2 separate regions of the Homo sapiens genome follow, and region 1 is linked to region 2. The links are chromatin contacts, found by Hi-C in ENCODE. All regions are on one chromosome and are shown on one strand. The core of a region is the stretch at or near the end of the contact, and the rest is flanking DNA. Distances in the headings are between cores, read along the strand shown.

Region 1 (2,732 bases), core at 213-2,712, 320 kb after region 2:
ATTCCTTCTCTTCTCATGGATATAAGGATGGAAGGGTTTGCTTACAGCTGATAGGGCTGATGCTGGGGCTCTCATAAGCTGGGTCTTAACCACTTGGACTGCTTGGTTGCATTCTACCATCCATTTAAAAGGGCCCATGTCCTTTCCTTTTGATTGTTTATATGAGGGGTGGGCAATGAGGCCAAAATTAGGAATCCAGAGGTGGCAGAACCAGGCCATTCCCAGGAACTCTCAGAGTTGCTTCTGGGTCCCTGGTGCTTATAGTTGGCATATTACCTCCCATCTGTCTTGGAACAAACGTTGTTCTCCTTCTAGGAGGGACCCCAAATAGGTAACCTGCTGCTGATAAATCTGTGCTTTTCCCTGGGAGACCTTATAACTTCCCTTTCTGCTAAGAAGTTGAAGACTAGCATGGTATTCTGATCTGAAATTTGTTTGGAGGGGCTGGAAATAAGACCCCCTCAGGATCTCTTTCTAGTCATTTAGAATGAGCCTTCCAGTTATAAGGATCTGAAATTGTGAAGGGCACATGTACAGTAACCATCCCTCCTTCCCTATTGGAGACCTGCTGGAGGGGAGAGGTAAGATGACTTACCCTGGGTACTGTCCCGGCTGACTCCCTGAGAGGAGTCCAAGGATGATTGGTGGAAAGAGGGTGTGTTGCCTGCAGGTAGGGGCTATTGTCCCCATTTGACAGATGAGAAGGCTGCTTAAAACCCTCCCTAACCACTTCCCTGTCCCCTGCCCCTCTTTATCCTACTTCCATGCCTATGCTTAATTTTTCTCCATAACATTTAAGTCATCATCTGACATTACGTGTTACTTATTTTCTCTCTGTACCATTAGCAAGCCGACTCCTTGAGAACGCACTTCTGTTAAGTTTTGTGTGCTGCTCTGTCCCTTTGCCTCTGTGTCTGAGCTCTGACATGCTCAGACAGCATGCTTTTTGGTGACATGCTATTCAGAGATCTGAGAATTAACATAGAAATGGATTTAAAGAGACCATGAAATGTAGCTCACACATGGTGGCTCATGCCTGTAGTCCCAGCTACTATAGAGGCTGAGGTGGGAGGAACCACTTGAGCCCGGGAGGTTGGAGCTGCAGTGAGCTGTGATTGTGTCACCGCATTCCAGCCTGGGCAACAGAGCCTTGGTTTTTGAGACTCTGTCTCAAAAAACAAGGCCGGGCTTGGTGGCTCATGCCTGTAATCCCAGCACTTTGAGGGACCGAGGTGGCTGGATCACTTGAGGCCAGGAGTTCAAGACCAACTTGGCCAACATGGTGAAACCCTGTCTTTACTAAAAATATAAAAAATTAGCCAGGCATGGTGACGCATGCTTGCAATCCCAGCTACTTAGGAGGCTGAGGCACGAGAATCGCTTGAACTGGGGAGGCAGAGGTTACAGTGAGCCAAGACAGCACCATTGCACTTCAGCCTGGGTGACAGGAGTGAAACTCTGTGTCAAAACCAAACCAAAACAAAACAAAAAACCACTAAACTAAAACGTAGTAAATGTTCATTAGTCTGTACACTTGCCCCAATGTTTCTCTTTATTTTGTCATATATAAAGTATGTTTTGTTAAAAATAACATTTCAGGTTGAAAATAATACGTGGACAGCAATTACTGCTTACCGCTTAATTGGGTTGTTACTGTGAGGGAAACATGAGCCAGTATCTGTGACACACTGTAAAATGTAAAGTACTCTACAACTGTCGCTAACTGCTGTCCAGAGAACTGTTTTTCCCCTTCAGTAACTTGCTTTCCCTCCTCCCCTGCTCCTTTCACCTCTCATTCCTCCTTCTTTCCCTCGTACTCCACTCTTCTCCTCCTTCCCGTTCCTCCCTCTCTCCTCTCCCTCCTCCCACTCCTCACCTTTTCTCTGCTCTCTCTTTCCTCCCACAAGTCCTCCTCGTCTCCTCCTCGTTCCCTCACTCTATCATCTCTTCCTCTCCCTCCCTCCTTCTCTCTCTTCCTCTCCATCCCTCCTTCTCTCTCTTCCTCTCCATCCCTCCCTGCCCGTCCCCTTTCCTCCCGCCCCAGCTTTTTCCCTCCTCCCGCCTCTTCGAACTCGTCTCAGGTGTCTCTCTCTTTCTCTAGGCTTCGCCGCCCCCTCATGGCGGATATGCATCACTGCCTGTGCCGTGGGCCTGAGAAAGTCTCACCCTCTCAACCCCTGTCAATGGAGCGGCCTATAGATGGCAAGCTGAGGGCTGTGCACAGCAGGGAACCTCAAAAGCTGAAATGCACGTTTTGCTCCTAGAGGCGTTGCCAGGCGTGGTGGCTCACGCCTGTAATCCCAACACTTTGGGAGGCCGAGGCGGGCTGATCGCGAGCTCAGGAGTTCGAGATCAGCCTGACCAATAAAAACACAAAAATTAGCCGGGCATGATGGTGCGCGCCTGTACGTTTATATGAATGCAAACTGAGCTTTATTTCCATCCTCTGCCCCTTCCCGCTTAATGGCATATCCTTCATCTTAGTCAAACCAGGCTACTCCTGAGTCAATAATGGTCTTCGTCCTAGTCAATTCAGGGCTTTATTAATTAATTTTGGGCCTCTCCTTTTCCTCAGATGGTATCTCAGTTTGGACATGAAGAGAAGACCGCTCCTGTGTCCACGCATGGAGAAGAACCGCTGGCCCTCCCTGGTCGTCTGTCCACTAGGGCATCTGCCTCTGCGTTCTTGTGCCCTGGTTTCTGAGTGCAGAACCACTAAAATCCTGGCTTCT
Region 2 (2,719 bases), core at 188-2,687:
CGCGACCTCAGGTGATCCACCCGCCTCAGCCTTCCAAAGTGCTGGCATTACAGGCGTGAGCCACCGTGCCCGGCCTATGGTGTCCTGTTAATTGGAGGTGCTCAATAAATGTTTAACTGAATAAAACAATTAATAAAGAGTACTTTGGGCCAATGTATCCTGAAAGAAAAGGTTGAACAGTTCAATTCTACACATATTCAGACCTTGTTATATGCAGTGCAGAGATCAGAATCCAACTTGCTTAATTTTTATTCCAATAATTTTACACAATACACTCACCACTATTGAGGTAGCCATAAGTATAGTGACTGCAAGCACAGAATCTGGCATCAGACTGTTCACATTACAGCTTCATCAGTAATATGTGATCCTGGGCAAGCTACTTAATCTCTCTGTGCACCAGTTTCCTCCTAAAAGAATACATATCTCACACGATTTTTGTTACAACTGAATGAGACAATAGTGTAAAGTTATTAGAACAGTGTTTGATACATGCTACACACTCAAAATGTTATTATTCAAAATATTAAGACAACCCTGAGTGGAATATTTTGACCTTGAAAGTTTCATTAAAAATAAACATGAAAGTAGAATAAGCTGTAGACCCTCTGCGGAAGAATTCCACTAGTAGGAACATGATTAGTTAATACTGAATACGTGTCTCAGAGACTGCGCTCCCCAATTACTAAACCTCAGCAACTGGCTCACAATCCAAGTCCTTGGCCAGGCTGCCCAGGGTTTAGTTTTCCATATTCCTACTACTCATCTTTTCCCTTTGATAGCTGAGGACATTTAAAAACTGTTTTTTGTTGGTTTGTTTTTTTTAATTTAACAATTGAGCTGGGAGAATACCCAGTGTTCAACCTAAAGAACTGAGTTCTGTTCCAGCCCCACCACTAGGTGATTTACTCTTAGCTGATTCCAAATCAGAAACATAATCAGCAAGGACTGGGGAACCTCCCACAGTACTTTCTCTCGCTGCTGTTTTCTCCACCCACACAAGTCCACCACTTTTAAAAGCATTTCTTCCATCTCGCTGGCCACATCTTCGTGGATGACAGCGCTGCCACTGTGCTTCAGAATCCTCTATCTCTCCCAGATCTTTCCTGGTGTTTCTCTCAGGGTCAGTGGCATCTAATCTTTGTGACTCTACTCCTGGTTTGAGTCCTCGGTTAACAGCCTTGGGGAAACTGTAACATAAACTGCAACGCTGTTGGTGCCGTTTCTTCTTAGACAGGGTGGCAGCGATCGCCTCCCCCCGCAGCCGGCCTTCCACTGCGCCAGCAAGACCCCCTCCCACCAAAACGCCGAGGGCTCCCAGAGCGCAGGCGCCCCGGGCCCCGCCCCTTTCCGAAGACTCGGCTCCTATTGGCCCAGGGGCCGGGGTTGGAACGCCCTAGTGGCCGGAGAGGGGTGATCATGTGACTTGCGGGGGTGGGGCTGCGCCGGCCTCTTCCCAGCCAGCTTGAAAGGGTTTGCGTAGCCGGCCTTGTGGGCCCTTGAAGCGCTCTGTTAAAGCGCTCTGTGGGCGGCCTGGCCCCAACTCCTCTAGTCTAGGCGCACGAAGGGAGTTGCTCCTAGGTCTTGTCCGTGCCGGGTTCGCTTTTCTTTCCTTCCCGAAGCCTGGCCCTTAGATCTACTATCGCAGAGTCTGCGGCCGCCAGGAAGCCCAGATTCGAGTGTCCGGAGAGTAACCGGAAGTGCTGTCCCCAGGCCTAGGGGCGGCGCCGGCGGCTGCCAGGGTAAGCGCGGCCTGCGGGGCCCAGGGGTGGGATGGGTGCGCGGTGGGACCCAAGACCCACGGCCACAGTCGAGTGGGAGCAGCCCCTGTTCCTGGACACTGAGCATGGTCTGGTCTCCGCTGACGGCGGACGGAGGACTGAAAGATGGTCAATGAAAAGTTGAAAGAAGAGAACCTTAGTACGGTAGTTCCTAGAGATAGTAAACACTGCAAGGCACTTTTCAAAGCAATATAATCTTTCATATATATCGAGGAAAAAAAGGACCTTGAATGGATTTTTCGCTTCATCTTCAGTGCAGAAATTAGTTATGTTGCAGTTGAATCTATCTGCAGAAAAATCTGGTTTGTTTAATCTTCCTATAACCATTTCTTTTTGGAAAATGGAATTACAGATAACTTTATATTATATACACTTATCACATGCACTTTGGGGTTTGTAGTGGTAGACGAATGGGTCTTTGATCTTAGGAGTTGAGATAATACAAACAAAAACAATTAGCAGAAGGAGAAAAAACAAACGAAAAACGAGGCTTAGGGCTTTGTTATGAAGTTACAGTTAGTAATAGAAAGATTCTTGACATTTTGTCTAGAGCTGGTCGGAACTGATGGCTACCAGTGGCAGGTACTTCCTGCAGGAGAAACAGTGTAAGCAAAGATGGGAAGAGGTAAGCTATGGTTGAAGGATGCTCACTAGAATGGAGAGGAAATGGGACCAGTTTTCTAGGCCAGCTCTAGAAAAATTATGAATTATAAATTTCACAAGGTCATCGTCTACATTATTGATTTTTCCTCTAGGAGAGGCAAGAATTGAGTGTTGTGAATAGTTCTGAACTAGAGACCTTTTGAAACCAAAAGGAAGATGGTCTTGAGTCTTTCTTGTTACGGTAAGTGGTATACCAGGCTCTGTTTCTGTATAAATGTGGATGGGGGTGTGGGGTGGGGCAGGGTGAAAGACAGGAAAGTATGGGAGAAGATATA

What was found. Hi-C counts contacts between places; a loop is a spot of excess contacts on that map. Pooled maps may share reads with other maps.
Region 1: a pooled map shows a loop between it and region 2 (5-fold over the local background). The contact joins the enhancer-like site here to the promoter of ZNF322 in region 2. A Hi-C loop is called at or near these places in 8 of 50 pooled maps.

The regions. Positions count from the first base shown.
Region 1 is chr6:26,341,186-26,343,917 of GRCh38, reverse strand. No RefSeq gene overlaps it. Among named protein-coding and RNA genes, the nearest start is that of TRW-CCA3-2, 11 kb to the right of the region's middle. RefSeq lists an enhancer at 1,269-1,408. Within about 2 kb of position 1,462, at least 2 of the 41 ENCODE cell types and tissues checked have a DNase peak (open chromatin) inside an H3K27ac peak, as active enhancers do.
Region 2 is chr6:26,658,464-26,661,182 of GRCh38, reverse strand. It overlaps ZNF322 (zinc finger protein 322), which reads left to right and starts at 1,437. Exons shown (of 4, transcript NM_024639.5): 1 at 1,437-1,742; 2 at 2,537-2,625. RefSeq lists enhancers at 1,027-1,226, 1,247-1,306, 1,006-1,506, 1,537-1,726, 1,737-1,786 and 1 more.